Linked DNA regions of Homo sapiens: region 2 is linked to region 1. A link is a loop called in an ENCODE intact Hi-C map of the cell type or tissue named here. Cell type or tissue: Calu3. All regions are shown on one strand. Links, peaks and the distances in the headings refer to the core of each region. The heading gives the core; the rest is flanking DNA.

Evidence for each region. Hi-C counts contacts between places; a loop is a spot of excess contacts. Peaks named below come from ENCODE experiments on the same cell type or tissue, not always from the same donor. Only the 100,000 strongest peaks of a DNase experiment are listed, where the experiment ranks them.
Region 2: it touches region 1 in a loop (5-fold over the local background); 1 of 110 quality-filtered maps calls a loop at or near these places.

Annotation. Positions count from the first base shown.
Region 1 is chr2:10,583,060-10,587,463 of GRCh38, reverse strand. The region is part of intron 19 of NOL10 (nucleolar protein 10); the gene reads left to right. Among named protein-coding and RNA genes, the nearest start is that of NOL10, 100 kb to the left of the region's middle. In Calu3, for the core only: no CTCF peak of the experiment used is centred there; a DNase peak (open chromatin) is centred at 2,473.
Region 2 is chr2:10,513,163-10,517,566 of GRCh38, reverse strand. No RefSeq gene overlaps it. Among named protein-coding and RNA genes, the nearest start is that of ODC1-DT, 66 kb to the right of the region's middle. In Calu3, for the core only: no CTCF peak of the experiment used is centred there; a DNase peak (open chromatin) is centred at 2,656.

The sequences.
Region 1 (4,404 bases), core at 128-4,127:
CCCCGTCTCTACTAAAAATATAAAACTTAGCTGGGTGTGGCGGCACGTGCCTGTAGTCCCAGCTACTCAGGAGGCTGAGGCAGGAGAATTGCTTGGACCCGGGAGGCAGAGGTTGCAGTGAGCTGAGATCACGCCACTGCACTCCAGTCTGGCAACAGAACTAGACTCCATCTCAAAAAAAAAAAAAATATATATATATATATGTGTATATATATATATGTATGTATATATATATGTATATATATGTATATATATATGTGTATATATATGTGTATATATATGTGTATATATATGTGTATATATGTGTATATATGTATATATATGTGTATATATGTATATATATGTATATATATGTATATATATGTGTATATATATGTATATATATGTATATATATGTATATATATATGTATATATATATACATTTAACTTTTTGTGTTATTTATTTTCACTAGAAAGTCTAGACCTAACACATACAACTTTTGATTTCCTGAAAACTTCATTTTTTTTTTAAACCTTCTTGGTGACTGAGAACCTAGAATATCCCCAAAAACTTTACTACTAATAGCCTACTGGTAACCAGAATTTTTAACAGTCAGGGGTCAATTACCACATATTTTGTATGTTCTATGTATTGTATACTGTACTCATACAATAAGATAAGCTGGAGAAAAGCAAATGTTATTAAGAAAATCATAAGGAAAGGAAAATATATTTATTCATTAGGTAGGAGAGGATCATTGTAAAGGTCTTCATCCTTGTTGTCTTCATGTTGAGTGGTCTGAAGAGGAAGAAGAGGAGGGATTGGTCTTCCTGTCTCGGAAGGCAGAGTCAGAAGAGGAGGAAGTGGAAGGGAGGCAGGGGAGGCGAGTAATGGTGTTAACTTTTATTGGAAAAACTGCGTGTAAGTGGAGCAGTGCAGTTCAAACCCATGTCATTCAAGGGCCAACTATAATGTTCTTGGTATCTTTTGAAGGTGTTTTCTTTACTGACCAACCTCACTTTTTAAAATAACCACTTTCTTGAGATATAATTTATGTAACATACAATTCATCTGCTTAAAGCATGCAGTTCACTGGTTGTTAGTAATGTAACATACAATTCATCTGCTTAAAGCATGCAGTTCACTGGTTGTTAGTAATGTAGCATACAATTCATCTGCTTAAAGCATGCAGTTCACTGGTTGTTAGTAATGTAACATACAATTCATCTGCTTAAAGCATGCAGTTCACTGGTGTTTAGTATATTCACAGAGTTCTGGAACTATCACCTTAATTTTAGAACATTGTCATCACCCCAAAAAGAAACCCCACGCCTTATGGGCAGTCACCCCACATTTACCCTACCCCATCTCCCATCCTGAGGCAGCCACTAGTTTACTTTTCTGTCTCTATCGATTTGCCTATTCTGACATCTCATGTAAAGGGAACTGTATAATGTGTGGCCCTTTGTGGCTGGCCTCTTTCCCTTAGCACAGTGTCTTTAATGTTCATCCGTGTTGTAGCATCTATCGGTGTAGTCAGCCCTCTGTATCCAAGGGTTCCTTATCCATAAATTCAACCAATATGGGCTGAAAATATTCAGAAAAAATTTGTAACTGTACTGAACGTGTACAGACTTTTTTCTTGACTTTATTCCCTAAACAATAGTATAACAACTATGCATGTAGCATTTACATTGTATTAGGTATTATAAGTAATCTACAGATAATTTAACATATAGGAGAGGGTGTGCACAGGTTATATGGAAATAACCACACCATTTTATACAACTTGAGCATCCATGGATTTTAGTATCCAAGGGAGGTCCTGGAACCAATTCCCCAGCGGATACCAAGGGACAACTCCACTCCATTTGTTTTTATTACCAAGTAATATTCCAGTGTATGTATAGACCAGTTTATATCCCTTCGTCAGTTAATGGACATCTGGGTAGTTTCCACTTTTTGGCTATTATGAATAATGCTGCTATGAACATTGGTTTATACAGTTTTACATGTGTTTTGCATATGTTTTCATCTATGTGCAAGAATTGGAAGAAATTGCTGGTCATATAGTAACTCTATGTTTAGCCTTTTCAGAAACCGGCAAACTTGTCCACAGGCTGTGCCATTTTACATTCTCCAGCAGCGTGTGCAGCCTCACTTTTTATACAGCTGTTATGTGTAGGTGTTTTACTGGGAGTCCTGCTTGGTTTGTGCTGTTCTGGTTCTGTGGAGTAAGTTTATTTGTTGAGTATATGCTGTTTTTGTCTTGCTCTATTTACTGCTTTATCTCTGGCTCTTGAATAAGTACTTAGAATAGAGTGGGCACTTGAGAAATACTTGCTGAAACTGTGAATCTTTTTTGCCATGACAACACATCAGGCAACTCAGAAGTTACTCCTTCAAGATCTGCTGAGAAAGGACTCCTTTTCCCCATAGCCATTGACCAGGAAAATCTGGGAGCAGTTGTTTTGAGTGTAACCACAGCAACAGGAGGCTGTGATTTGGGGGTAGGCGGTCTGACTAATCTCTCTAACATTCTTCCTTTTGCCTGGGGGCTGTAGTAGGATATGGAGGTATAAAACAAAGAGGATAAAAATTTGTATCTAAGAATAACCCATAGCGAGGTGAATAAACTGCAGTTAAACATTCTAAGTTAAATATCACCAAGTTAAACATTCTTACTAAGTTAAATATAACCAAGTTAAACATTCTTACTAAGTTAAATATCACCAAGTTAAACATTCTTACTAAGTTAAATATCACTAAGTTAAACATCCTTTTTGAGAACTATATAAGTGATAATATTTACATGAGTATTTGGTGAAGCATTAAACCACGATCCTTCAGAGAACTAAAGTGACTCTGTATGTTTATTCTGCAAGTTACCGCAAGCCAGTCAACAAGAGACAACATCAGATTGAATGTGTTATATTTAAATGTTCACTTGGACTTGCCTAGCTTTAAAATGTTTCTATAAAGGGAAAGGTGGATCGTGAATGGTAGCTGGAGACTTGAGTGAGCTGTCTGCGTTGCTTGGTGTGGTCATATGGCTTTAGATAAACACGTGTGTCTGTTGACACATATTTTTATGCCTTACAGTGGGCTAACTTTGTTTGTGAGTCTGTTCATCCACTTATCAGCCTCTCCACCACCCATTCATTCATCAAGCATTTATCAACTGCTCAGTGCGAGCATACCAGCATTCTAGACCCAGGGGATGGGAAGAACGACATGGCCTGCGTACCTGAAGCGCTCATGGGAAAGGAGCATAAGAAGGAAGGAGCTGAATTTGGGGAGCCTTGAAATCATATGGAAACTGGTTGTGGAAAGATGCAGAGTGGAGCATTCAGGGCTGGTGGGAAAGATAGCATTCCTGGCAGAGGCACGGTGCAGCCACAGGCAGGCCATGCGAAGGGTTGGGGGTGCCTTCCTACAGCCAGAGCATGGGGTGCCTGAAGGGGTAGCCGAGCAAGCACTGGAAAGCCACGATCTTACAGCTTAGATGAATGGGATCCAATCTATTCCAACCCCTCCCCTAGTGTTGTAAATACTTTTGTAATAAAAGCAGTGCATGTTTGTTGTAGCAAATAAAAACATAGGCATAAAAAGTCCCTATTCCCAGAAACCCATTAGCAGAATATCTCCATTTTAGAAAGACAATGTGCGGAGAACCTGGACACCCAGAGACCAGCTCTCAAACCATTAGAATCATCCCAGTTAGAAGGGCCACAGGCCTGAACGATGGGGTGGAGAGGAGCAGACAGACCAGAAGACTAAGAGTGAGAAAGAAAAAGGAGCACAAACTCCACCATCAGTTCCTAATAATATCAAAGGAGAAGGGAATAGTCAGGGATGACGTAGAGATGTCTAGTAATGTTGCCATTGAGGTAAAAAATACAGAATGCAAAATAGGTTTAAGGCTAAAAGTAATGAGCTGGGTTTTGTGCACATTAAATAAAGGAGCCCATGCGTCTTCTGTGTCACATTCAGTAAACCAATGGCAGTGTCCATCGGGCCCAGGAAGAGGAGGCTGGAGATGTCAGTTTGAGAGATACCAGCGTTTATTGTGTGGTCAAGATCACGAATGAAAAGAGATTTAGCGTCATTGTATAAAGTAAGATTAGGGCTAAGAATGGAAGCTTGGGGAAAAACAAATATTTTACTTGAATCTGTGATAAAATCCATACCATACACCTCTCTAGAGAAAAATACAAATGCCTGTGATGTATTTACATAGAATTTTAGAGAATTCACAGATGTACTGATTGCCTAGAACTAAAAATTCTGTTAGAAAGCAGACAGAGGAGAAGATGGACAGTAAAGATACTGGAGTTGTCAACAAGCTGAGAGGAAAACTGGAAAGGGCCAAACCTGGAGCGTGTCTCAGGGAAGGGAGTGGTCCTGACACCCATCGGAGTAG
Region 2 (4,404 bases), core at 197-4,196, 70 kb after region 1:
GAGCTTTGACCCTCCCCTGCCCGCTAGGGCATTCCTGAGCAGGTGAACCAATACCACCAACTGTCTATCTTTAGACTTCTTGTTATGTAAGAAAAATAAGCTTCTATTTGTCACATTGCTACTACTTGTAGTGGAAAGCATTCCTAACTGATTCATCCTGTACATTTAAAACCGCTAAAATTCTCGAAAGTTGGTTTTGTAGTTTTTATGGCTTCAGGTTGTTTAACCTGAGCAAGAACCAACCATATCTGATGTAGCAAGAAGAATGTCATGTTTCATTTCAAGGAGACTTGTCTCCTTCCACAATTTTCCAAGATTTAGTGCACTGCCAATAGATTAATCACTGTGCTTAGAAGAAAATTCACCTGTCAGAATTTCAAGCCGAGAATCAGAATCCCAATCCCAGAATCCATGTAAGGCTGAGAACCAACCAGAAGATCTTTAGCCCATTATGCTAGAACTCTAAAGGGTTACACACCCAGGATTAGCATGAACCCGAAGTAAATTTTTGCATTCTCTCCCTCAAACCCCCCTTTAGAAATAACAAGGAAATGTTTCTTGGCACTGAGGAGAGCGGGAGAAAAGCTCATCTCTGTGAAGCTGTATCCAAACACTGACCCTTGTGCAGACTGGTACCCAAATTCACACCCCCTGAATGGCCCAGAAATTTTCCAGGAACAAATTCAGATGAAGGTGATCTTGGAGTGGAAGTGTCCCTAGGTGCATGGCAGATGCAAGTGCAAATTCTTTCAGGCAGATGTCACATTCATCCGAGATCTCAAAGAATTATCATCAAGTAATATCTCAAGAAAGTAAGCAGGCTGGCCATGGTGGCTTATGCCTGTAATCCTAGCATTTCGGGAGGCCGAGGCGGGTGGATCACGAGGTCAAGAGATTGAGACCATCCTGGCCAACATGGTGAAGCCCCCGTCTCTACTAAAAATACAAAAATTAGCTGGGTGTAGTGGAGCATGCCCGTAGTTTCAGCTACTCGGGAGGCTGAGGCAGGAGAATCGCTTGAACCCAGGAGGCGGAGGTTTCAGTGAGTCAAGATTGCGCCACTGCACTTCAGCCTGGTGATAGAGTGAGACTCCATCTCAAAAAAAAGAAAAAAGAAAAGAAAGCAAGCAGCACTTAGTGAAAAATAAGGAAGCACACAAGGAAATAAGGCAACATGAGCATGAATAAGCAGAAAAAACAAACAGCTAAACTACTCCCAAATATTTCATATAATGAAATAATAGGAAAGAAATTATACAATTGTTATGTTGAAAAAACAATACAAGCTTAAAGATATTTGCAGGAAACAGAGAACTATGAAAAAACTGATTTGGCAGGTTTTTCGAAAATCAAATAGATCTTTCTTATAAAAATGAAAAATATAATAACTGAAACTTTAAATTTAATAGGTGGATTTAATAGGAAATTAGATATAGGCAAAGAGAGAATTAGTGAACTGGAAGATGGGTCAGAAAAAATTATCCAAATGATAGCACAGAACAACAGAAAGATGAAAATCATGAAAAAGAGGAGGATAGAGTGAGAAGGTCTAAATACATTTAGGGGGTATTCCAGAAGGAGAAGCAAGGGAGATGGGGGCAAAATTATTATTTAAAGAGATAATGTCTGATAATTTTTTGGAATGAACCAAAAGATGTCAATCCATACATTAAAGAAGCTCAACAAATGCCAAGGACAAAAAATAAAAATAAAAGTGAAAAAAATGTTCGAACTGAGTGGCTATCACAAATCTGTCTCTTACTGGCAGGGTGACCCAATGGTGTGTCCAAGGGGCTGATATTACTCATCCAATCCTGGAACATGGAGCTCTGAGCTCTTGCAGGGGATGAGCAAAGCAAGTATAAGTGCAATAATGGGCTCTGTGAGGCCCACTCCTTCTGGCCTGATCTAGGTCTGTTGGTACCATAAACAGAATGATGGTGGAGGTACCAGCGCATTTTTAACCTCCTTCTGTTTATTATATATAACATAGGAGGGATGGACAAATGATGGAAAACCCATTCCTCCAAGGTGAGATTTTTTTCAAAAAGTCTGGCATAAATCCATTGTTTTTTCCCACCCTACCTTGTAACTTAGTCTCCATATCTACCTTAGAATTGCCACATGCTTGGGATTTCATAGGAAATACTCTAAAAATCTTGTTTGGCAGAAAGGCTCATTGAGAAAAATTCAAAATTATACATCTTTTGAATATCAAAACTTAGGTTTGATACAGTTCACCTCATGTTAAGATGGAATAACTGAGGCCAGAGAAAGTAAGAGACACTGGGAGAGTCTGTGTGACAAGGCCAGGCCTAGGTTGTGATCTCCTGGCTCCAATTCTAGGGATTAGTCCCCATTCAGCCACTCACTTCCTAGAGAATGAGGAGGCAGGTGATTTCATTCTCAAGGGATGGTATTTCAACAATGGTTTGTTATGGCATGTATCAGGTTGTTTAAAAAAGAAAATTCTCCAAAGCTTCCCAGCGGTGACATAGAAATACAGATGCAGACACCCCAACAGATAAAAACAGCCTCAATTACATAACCATGACAGCAAATGGTGAATCATTGCCGTGTAATGAAAAAACTCAGATTGGTCACTAGTAAAAGTAAAAGGATCGCTATGGTGAGTCACTGGGCCCACCCTCCTGCGGAGCCGCTGAAACGCAGACACCTACCAGTTGATTCAGAGTCTGGGCTTTGTCTTCCTTTCTTCCACATCGATGTTTCGGTATTTCACAATGGAGCTTTGCAAGTGATGTAAATTTTCAACAAGGGCTGGGCCGCAGCCCCACACTCTGTCTCTAGACCGTTTGAATAGGTGGGTTCTGCACCTGCACCTAAAAGAGAAGATGACTTGAAATGTACAAATAGCAAGTATTATTGAGTGCCTACTGTGTTCCCAAAAGACACATGGACTGGAGATTCATTACACAGGTTCATCCTTGTAAACTCTAGGAGATGGGCACTATCCTAATTTCCCTGAGGCCAGAACAAAGGCTAGGGGGATTCAGAACTTGCCCAGAGTCTTACAGTTAGTAGGAAGTGACAGAGGCAGGACTCATCCCAGGCAAAACCATGTGAAGGCCTACCCTCTTTCCACCAGGCAAGAAGGCGTCCTCCAGCCTTTTGACTGCCTTGGTGGCGCAAGAGAAAGGTGGGGCACCAGGTGGTGGCTGTCACATGGAAGAGGAAAGAGCAAGTAGAGGTGGGCCCTCACATCTATAGAGTGGCACTTCCACAGTGCGTGAAGTGGCTGAGCACTGGATATCGGTTTCCCCTAGCAGTAAAGTAGAAGCATTGAAGTGAGAGAAGACCTATTTGTTCAGTGGAGAGCAAGGCTTACATCTACCTGTTACTCCTTTGGCAGATTATGCTTTAAATTGACCATCTGAGACCAAGTGGGAAGTTCCAGAAACAACCTTTTATTTAACACTGATGTGGAGCACTTTGTGGGTGGTGTCTCAGCAATCTGCTACTCTGGCCTATACTGTGGAGTGGAAACTCACCCAGAATAATATTTTTCAAAGCAGCTTATTCACTTGGTGGGTGGGTAGGAAGGGTTATCTCTTCCTCAGGAAGTTCCAACTGAGCAGCATGAAAACACACTATTCTTTTTTTTTTTTTTTTTTTTTTTTGAGACAGAGTCTTGCTCTGTTGCCCAGGCTGGAGTGCAGTGGCATGATCTCGGCTCACTGCAACATCTGCCTCCCAGGTTCCAGTGATTCTCCTGCCTTACCCTCCCGAGTAGCTGGGATTATAGGCACCCACCACCATGCCTGGCTAATTTTTTGTTAGTAATAGAGACAGTTTTCACCATGTTGGCAAGGCTGGTCTCGAACTCCTGACCTCAAGTGATCGCCCACCTCGGCCTCCCAAAGTGCTGGGATTACAAGCGTGAGCCACTGCACCTGGCTGAAAACACATTATTCTTTCTGATGGTCTGAAAAGTAATTCACTTATGTATATACATTACTGGTATGACCCTCTTCCCCAGCCACATCTCCTTTTTAATATTAACATATTCAAATGAGCCATTGAGTATGCATAAGTGCAATTGACCACAAGACTTGGGGCCTCAGTCCAAAAGAGCCAGTGCCTCTGCATCCAGGTGTGGAGAGGCAAAACTGTCATAGCCTGAAGCTGGTGGGTGAGAGTGGTACAATCATTTTGGGCAACCATTCGGCAGTATGTACTGAAGCTAAATCCATGCTGCACCCCGAGCCCAGCAATTTCGTCCCTAGGTGCATGCCCAACAAGGGTGGATGTGTGTGCACACAAATGTGGGGGAATATTCACAGGAGTCAAAACTCCTGTGAATACAAAGATCTACCAGCAGTGAATAAAGGAAGAAATTGAAGTTTAATCACCAAAAGATCATATACAGTAATGAGAGTGGAC